Regions from separate parts of the Homo sapiens genome. Here region 2 is linked to region 1. The links are chromatin loops, found by intact Hi-C in ENCODE. Cell type or tissue: B cell. All regions are shown on one strand. Links, peaks and the distances in the headings refer to the core of each region. The heading gives the core; the rest is flanking DNA.

Region 1 (4,396 bases), core at 325-4,324:
GGTGGCGATGGTGTCCAGGAAGGTGTTTTGCGGCGCCAGTAATCCTTTCATAACCGGCATTTTTCCAGCGTGGTGTGAAATTCTCCATCAAAGTTTGTCCAGAAGGATGGTTCGAAAGGAAAGTGCCAAGAAGGGAGAAGGGGAACCTGATGACGGCAGGGAAGGGGGACCCGGCCTGACGGCGGGGCCGAGCAGGGGAAGTGGAAGGATGGAGGGAGAAAGGGAGAGAGTTCCAGCCGCCCCGGCTGTGGCAGGAGGAGCCCCAAGAGCGCTCCCCGAGCCCGCCCCGCACCTCCAGGCTCAGCCCGGCGCAGGCTCCCTCTCCCGCCCCCTCCACCCCCGCCAGCTGCTGAAACCCCCCCACCGTCCCTCCGCGGGCAACAGTGCCCGCCAGGCGCCGCCGCGCGGTGCCTCGCCCCCCACGTCGCCCGCCCGGAAAGAGCCCGCAGTGGCCCGGGGCGCCGCGCCCTGACCGACGTCTCTGGGGTCTGGGAGGGCGGCGCTGAGAGCTGGGAGAGGCGCTGAGCCTCCCGGTCTCCACGGGACGCCGGGAAAGGAGAGCGAGCGCAACTCCCACGCCCCGGGAGCCAGTGAACAAAGACCCCTTTGTTCCCTCTCCGTCCCACTCCCGGGGAGACTGGAGTCCCGTGGGTGTGGTATTGGAGAAAGGGAGGAGACAGGTCGGGGCAGGTATCCGGCCTCAACCTAGAACTTAGGAGGGGGAGGCCCCCCAGTGGTGTCCAAGGGAGCAGAGGCAGCCAGGAGCCCCACGGGGAGGCGGCCCCCTTCCGGAGCACTTGCCATTGCGAGCCCACGCGACAGGGGCAGGGCAGCCCGAGTTAGTTGTGAGGCCCATCCCCAGTCACCAGGGTCTTTTAGTCCGGGAAACTGGCCCCGAGCTCCAAAAAGGGGTGCTTCAGCCCTTCTCCCCAAATTGCCATTGGCCTCCCCAAGCCATCCCAAACTTTAAAAAAATAGCCTTTTGAACGGACAATGGATGGTTTCCCATTCTCCGGTAAAATGTGAATAAAGCATTTCTAGAAAAGTTTGCTATTTTTATTAATTTGCAAAATACCACGTAAGTAAAAACAGTAAGGCTGCCTTCCAAAAATAGCTTCAAACACAAATCCCCTAGCCTGCCCCCCTTTCCCCAGCCCCCACTCCCGAAGACTGACACCTCCAAGAAGAAAGCCTGGCGGACGGCCAGGAACTGAAGGCGTCTCAGAAAACGAAAGTGGTCTCTCCCAGTCCTCCCCCCTGGCCCCCCCCGCGGGGACTCCCTCTCGGCCAACGTTCTGCGGGGAAAGTCGCCCAAGCCTGCGGCACAGCCCTGTGGGGAGTGCAAGGGGACACCCAGAGCCCGAACTTTATAGAAAACTCTGCAAGGGAGGTGGAGTGTGGAAGGGAAGTTGAGAGCCCCAGGGTAGAAAAACAAACGTAAGCCCAGGTGCTAGTGCACCCGGAAGGAAAGGAGGGAAAAAGCAAACAGGTGTCAGAGCCGCGGCGAGGCAGCTCTGATCTCCAGGAACTCGGGCGTGGCGGGAGGAGGGAGGGAGGGCCCACCCCCCGCCCCCTTACTAAGGGGGTTTCTTGTTTCAATTATCTCGGCTGTTGGGGCTTCGGGGGGGACCCCGCGGGTTTCGTCACGTCTGCCTTGGGCTCCGGGAGGGAGGGGGAGAAGAGAGAGAAGCGGCATCCCCCTCTCCCCGCCCCCAGGCCCCCTTTCTCGTGATGCACTTCCTGCGGCCGAGGATTCCCTTTGTGTTGAAATTCGAGAAGATCCGGCAGAGGCTCTAGGCTAGCTGGGCGGGGGCGCGCCGGGGAGGGGACAGGATTCCGGAGTGGGCGGCGCGGGGCGGCCATCCCAGAAGAGAAGCTACCAACGTGGGGTTCCTCGCCCAGCTGCACCCTGCTTCTGCCGCAGGTCCGTCCCTGTCCTCCCCTCAATCCTTGTGTCCCACCCCAGCTTCGCTTTTCGGAAACCGAGCTCACGCGGGTGGAGTCCCCCACGCGGCGAGCCGATCGCAACTGCAGGTGGCTATGTGGCTCAGTCTTGGGCGGAGCTGGGGAGAAAAAGATGAGGGAGTCCCTGTTGTTTGGGTGGCGCATCGTGTCCCAGAAAATTCAGGCTGTTGCTGCCGATGTAAAACGGAGATAAACGCCACCCGTGAATTGGCTCGAAGTTCAGGATGAAATGTATTAGTTGTAAGCTATGACTGTGGTTCATAACAATTTGCACTGTAGGGCCGTGTGTGTAAAAATTGTTTCCTCGTGGTCCTGATCTGTTACCTAATATATGAAATCACTGCAAGAAGCAAGCCACATAGTGGCTTAAAAATGACAACCCAAAAGAAAGCCCCAGTTTCATGGCAAAAGGAGCCTGGCATTTATCATTCACTGTCTCCCCTCCAACACCTATTATGTGTCAGGAACTGTGCTAGGCATGGCAAGATCCCTGCCCTAAATTCAAATTCAAGCCCTGTATTCTACTGAACTGCAGTAGATGGACCTAACTATCTCTTATATCCTTTGCCCACCAAGAAGTGTTTCTTAATGAAGACAGCCATCACCACTCTGGTCTTGAGTTCCAGGCCCTTTTTAAGTTCTAGCCCGAAACCTAATGTTCATCCTAAGGGTTTGTGGCATCAGTGAGGCCAAATTGTGCCATTAGAACATGACCTCCATCCAAGTTTAAGTATATTAAATCCCTTTAAACATGTTTTGCCACCTGGAAAGCAAAGACCGTGAAAGAAGCACCATGGGAGTCTGGAGTTTTCACTATCATCTGCCCCAAATCACCAAATCTCATGTGCTTTCCTTAAGGAAATTTTCCCACTGTCCCCACTTATTGACACAAAAAAACCCAACTCATTTTGTTGCAACTCATTTTATTGACACAAAAAACCCCAACTCATTTTATAGTAGATCACACACTACAGGGATGTGATCTTTCTCTACGGACTAAACGAGACAATGCTACAAGAATACAGGATAACCACACAATAGAGTAAACTTAATGCCCTCATTAAAAATATTGATGTTCATGACAACACATGGACACAGGGAGGGGAACATCACACACCCGGGCCTGTTGGGGGCTGGGGAGCTGGGGGAGGGATAGCATTAGGAGAAATACCTAATGTAAATGACGAGTTGATGGATGCAGCAAACAAACATGGCACATGTATACCAATGTAACAAACCTGCACATTGTGCACATGTACCCTAGAACTTAAAAGTATAACAATAATAATAAAAAATTCATGTTCACAGAAAAGATATTTTTCTTTCACTTTAAAATGTAAAGGAAGGCACAAAATCCCTATAACCAGACCAAGGTACTCTATTATGTACTATAGAAGGCCTCTAGGTAAAACCAACCTAGGCAAAGTTCACTGATACAATAAACTGCCCCAAACCCTACTGACTTAAAATGTCAACAATATTGTATTTTGCTTTCAGATCTCCAATTTTTACAGGGATCAATGGGGCAGGTTATTTCTGAGTACACTTAACCTGGAACTGGAATATACACTTCCAAGATGGTTCACTCAAAGTTATGGAAATTTGGTGCTGGCTTTCAGCTGGGAGCTCAGCCAGTGCTAGGGCCTTGGGGCTTCAGTTATTGGTGTAGATCTCTCCAGGAACTACTTGGGCTTCCTCACAGCATGGTGGTTTCCAGAGTGTCTGAAGAGACAGGAAGTAGGAACTGCCAGTTTCTTAAGGCCTGATCTAGAAACGGCCAGATTGAAAGCAAGCACAGAATCCAGGTTAATCAGAAAGGGGGAAAAGTCCAACCTTTAGATGGAACAAGTATCAAATAAAATGGAGCCATGTTTTAAAATCTTCCTATCAATTTGTTAGTATTTTGAGTTTCAAAGGAAGTTGCCTCATAACAGCATTCCTTAATGTGATTAAAAATCCATTTTTACCTATTCTTTATGTCTCCATAAGCATTTGAGATTTATGGGTACAAGATCTGGGTTCAACTCTATAATTCCTTATAGGGAAAATGTAACACACAAGAGAGAAAATACACATTAAATTCACTTAAGAGTTATAAGCCACAGATAAAGCAATTTTTATTCTTATTTTATTTAAGACTGACTCTCATTAGCATTTGATGTTGTCTTTTCAGACTGACTGGAACTGGAAAAAGCTTCAGGGCTCTCTATATTAGTTTGATGGTTTTAGGTCGGCTTCACGTCTGTTTTCTAATTATAGCATTCATCCAATACCATGACACAAAATAGCTGCAAATGCCTTATTGATGCATATGTATTTGACTGTAGGCACTGAAAATATTCTTAAACTTTTTCTGGCAACAAGAATTTTAGCCTTCGCAAGAAGGCAATATTTTAATTTACAGGCATCTACTCAGATGTATTGAGTTCTA
Region 2 (4,396 bases), core at 209-4,208, 720 kb before region 1:
ACAGTTTTCCCATTTTTTAGAAAAATGTACATTCTTAGCCTAGCATCATAAGGCCCTACAGTGTTTTCCTCTAATGCTTCTTTTTGACCTCATTTCATATCACTCCCTTTCATCTATTCTTTGCTTCAGCAAGAACTGAACTATATGACGTTTCTGTGACTGCTATCCACTATACTCATATCTTCCCCTGGAAATACTTCCATCCTCCTTTCCCCACTTTCTACATGCCTACATTCTACATCTTTTTTAAGGAATAGTTCAAAGTTTACTATTGTTACAAAATTTCCCGGAATCATTCTCTGGCTACAAAGAATCTGTCTTTCCTTTGAACTTGCTTAGTTCTCTGTGCCTTTGTGAGACAACAATTACTTTGTATTTTGTCTGATAATTAGCTATATACTTGCCTCTTCTATTTAATTTATAGTATACGTTTTCTGAGGACATAATCCAAATTGACAAATTTCTAGATACACATTACCTGGCATGGAGTAGTGCTCCATAAATCTTTGGGGAACTAATGAAAAAGATATACAGACTAAACAGGGACAACAGTATGCAATCACTCACAGAATATTGGAAGAATAAAGATTGGCCCATCAATGCCAAGTCCCAATTTAAGCCATCTATCACCTATGTAAAACTTAGATGAGAAGGTTAAGCCCTGCTCTTTCATTTGCACTGGAATCTGGGATTGGTTCTGCACTCTTAATATTTTTGGGGTCATTAATTCAACAGACGTTTATGGAGCACTTACTCAAGTGAAGAGGTATTTTAAGAAGGAGGGAGAAATCAACTGACAATGCTATTTGGAGGTAAAGGTGAAGCCTGAGAATTGACCATGAAGTTTGACAATTGGATGTTACTGGCAACCTTGACAGGAGCTCTTTTGATGCCAGTAGTGGAGTCGCAGTTTCATGAAAATGGGTTCACAAAAGTTTAGGAGGTAAGTAGTGTGTATGATGGAGAACTCTTTAACAAACTCTGCTATGAAGAGGGCAGAGAGGGCCGGGTGTGGTGGCTCATGTCTGTAATCCCAGCACTTTGGGAGGCTGAGGCGGGAGGATTGCTGGAGCCCAGGAGTTTGAGACAAGCCTGGCCAACATGGCAAAACCCCATCTGTACTAAAAATACAAAAATTAGCCAGGTGTGGTGATGCTCACCTGTAGTCCCACTTACTGGGGGGGCTGAGGCATGAGAATCGCTTGAACCTGGAAGGCGGAGGTTTGCAGTGAGCCTAGAGTGTGCCACTGCACTCCAGCCTGGGCAACAGAGTAAGACACTGTTTTTTTTTTTTTAAAGAGGGCAGAGAAAAGATGCTTTTTAAACATATGAGATTTTATAGCACAATTCGTGTTGATAGGAATTGTATAGTTGAGGAGAATAAAGGAGTAAGAGGAAATAATTACAGGAGCAAATTCTTGAGTTGGGAAAGGGGTTGGGATACAGTGTAGAAGTGGAGAGGTTTCTTTGGAACAGCTGTCAGTTGTATAAGAGGACAACAGGATGGCAAGTTGTATATATAAAAAAGGGTTATCAGCTGAGAGTAAGAAAGGAGGAGGGTGTGTTGAGGGCTGGACGAAAGGTGAGGAAGGAGAACTGATTTAGAGAGTGAGGCAGTGACTTGACTAGAAAACATAGTAGGACTGCAAGCCCTCTTGAATTTTTTAATTATAAATTTAAAATGAGATTGGTCACTTGGTTTTGTGTTTTTCTTCAGTCAGTTTTTTTCTTATGCAACTACTAGACTTTGGATCTGGAATAAATGGAGATTTATATTTGACTAGGGCTGGAATTTTACCTGCGGAATAAAATGGTGGGAGGGAGGCACAAAGTTGAATTTATGCAAGGAAATAGTTCTAGTGACGTGACATGGAGACTAAGATCTGTCAGGAAGAAGTTCAGAAATGAGATGGTACTGAAAAAATGGCAGGGATAATGAACTGGGCCATTCCTATGGGTCAAAAGTTGTAGAGGAATACTATAAAAAATAAGCTAGAAAAATAAGTGTTGGTGATCAGAGTGGAATGCCTGCAAATGAGATTCTGCAGGTGGTAGAGATGTTGGTAATAAAATTTAGGGTGTGATAATGGGCCTGAGTGACTAAAGTAGGTGGAGAACAGGTTCATTAAAAAAGGGAGTTCAAGAAGTGAGAAGTCTGATGTTAAGTAGATGAATCACCTACAGGGACACTGATACCACCAAGAAAGATGACAGGGAAGGTAGTGGAGAGAGAGTGACCCAGGTTATGTATACCTTTGAAATAATGATGATAGCTATACACACTATTATTTTAGAAAAATGCATATACGTGTATACTTTTGACCATGTGATATTCAGTCACCCTATCTCCCACAGATCTCTAGACCAGATGAATACTCAAGTAGCTTCTAACTTCAAAATTTCAAATTTATCCTCAGGTAGATTTACTACCTGCCTCTGTCTCCCATCCATCCATCCATCCAGCCATCCATCGGTGTGACTAATTGCTTATCTGTGCTTTGGTTAAATACCCTTTTTGGGAGAATATTGTTCTTTGAATGGCGTGGCTAAGAAACGTGATTTCCCATTTTAACGGTAGGGGGCACCCTAGCATTTCCAAACTTAGCGATGAACCTTAGCCAACTGTGTGGAATAGCAGCAGCTGAAAAGAGAATGTTAAGCTGGAGGAAGAAGTCTACCACAACGCTTTGCAAAATCCAGGATGATCTATGCACTTTCTTTTTTAAAATTATTATTTGGTGGCAGAAATTAGGCTGAAAAGGCACATTTTAAATAGTACTAGCAACCTAGAGAGGAGATTTGCTTGGATCATAAAGTGTCATCTGTTAGAGAAAGAAGTAAAACAATGTGAAATACTCAGATGAGATATAAATAAATATTCAAATATATCACCATGTTCTCACCTAAACTATGTTTCCATAGTGTTCAGGATAGTCTCGTTAATAGTAGAATATATTGAACCTATAAAAAGTTTTAAAGACTACTGTTTCCTAGCTCAGGCAAATAAACTTAATACATTTTGTTCACAGCATGGTTAACCAAGGAACTTGTTGGAAATATTATATGGGCCAATAAAGGGTAATTTTATTTTATGTAGTAACCACTTATGAAAGCTCACCATGGCTTGACGTGAAGAGCTGGGCTAGTTAGAGGTTAACACCCCAATCATAAACCAACAATGAGGATAGACTTGAAAGGCATTTCTTCTATTATAAAACATTTACAGTAATAACCTCGCAAAAAATAATGGGATCTATTTAAAGCTCATTTATTTCCCAGCTAAGTGGCAATTTCCCATCACTCAGAATGCTAATACTTCCTCCTGAAACCCTAGGGATAATCCAATTCATGTGTGTTCATTAAAAAAACCTGGTTAAAATAAGCAGGTGATTCTGTTTTAATAATATCTGTCCTGCCAGCAATAAGACAGTCTCAGTTGCAAATAAATATATCAACAAACAGATTTTCTTTAAAGCACATGGGGTCTCATATCATTCCCGAATTAGCCAATTAGCATGATGCTATTGGAAGAGCTAATTAAAAAGTGCATTTAGACTAAGAAATGTTTCCTGAGAGTAATCTGGAGCTTATAGCTCTTATTCCATCTGTAATTACTCTGCCAGATTTTCTACTCTGTAAATAGAGGTGAACACACCTTCACCTGAGCAGAGGGAAAGTCTTTTTCATTCTCTTGGAGTAAATTATATATATTAATACCTTGAAGTGATTAACATACGCTTATCTTTTTAAAAAGGCACTCCCCATGCCTAGTCTCTCAGTTGTTAGGTGGTGGTTAACTAGTAATTTAGACAGACTAAGAATGCTCTTTTGTCCAGAGATCCAGCCTGTAGTTTGCCCTGTTAGAAATATTTTCATGATTAGAATTTTTGGTCAGCGGTAAATTAATCATCTTCTGCAGTAAATATACCTATCTGAATTACTGAGATTTACAGATAGACTAGCACATCCATTAATGAAAAAGAGTAACAAAAACTAAAAAAAGATTTACAGATATAAAAATTTTGCTAGGAGGAAGTGTGAATTGGGGACAATAGGGAATGAATAAATTTATATTTGATATCCTCTAAGTTAGTGTGTTTTAAATTTTAATGTGCATATAAATCACCTGTAGATCTTGTTAAAATGCAGATTCCGATTCAGTATGTCCAGGGTGGAGCCTGAGATTACGCATTTCCAAAGCTTCCAGGTGATATGATGCAGCTGCTCTGGGATCTCACTTTGAGCGAGAAGGCTTTGAGCTTTGTGACATTTATGTGACTAAGCTCACAATTATTCACACTTGTGATGGTTAATAGTGAGTGTCAACTTGATTGGATTGAAGGATACAAAGTATTGATCCTGGGTGTGTCTGTAAAAGTGTTGCCAAAAGAGATTA

Evidence for each region. Hi-C counts contacts between places; a loop is a spot of excess contacts. Peaks named below come from ENCODE experiments on the same cell type or tissue, not always from the same donor. Only the 100,000 strongest peaks of a DNase experiment are listed, where the experiment ranks them.
Region 2: it touches region 1 in a loop (12-fold over the local background); 10 of 110 quality-filtered maps call a loop at or near these places.

What each region holds. Positions count from the first base shown.
Region 1 is chr3:19,144,384-19,148,779 of GRCh38, reverse strand. KCNH8 (potassium voltage-gated channel subfamily H member 8) reads right to left here and starts at 270. Exons shown (of 16, transcript NM_144633.3): 1 at 1-270. The coding sequence starts at 60. RefSeq lists enhancers at 828-1,421, 1,422-2,015 and a silencer at 1,709-1,880. In B cell, for the core only: CTCF peaks have their summits at 1,812 and 2,015; DNase peaks (open chromatin) are centred at 739 and 1,589; H3K4me3 peaks cover 2,152 bases; H3K27ac peaks cover 2,059 bases; H3K27me3 peaks cover 504 bases.
Region 2 is chr3:19,865,114-19,869,509 of GRCh38, reverse strand. No RefSeq gene overlaps it. Among named protein-coding and RNA genes, the nearest start is that of EFHB, 67 kb to the left of the region's middle. RefSeq lists an enhancer at 3,790-4,396. In B cell, for the core only: CTCF peaks have their summits at 2,353 and 2,559 (motif pointing right); a DNase peak (open chromatin) is centred at 2,579.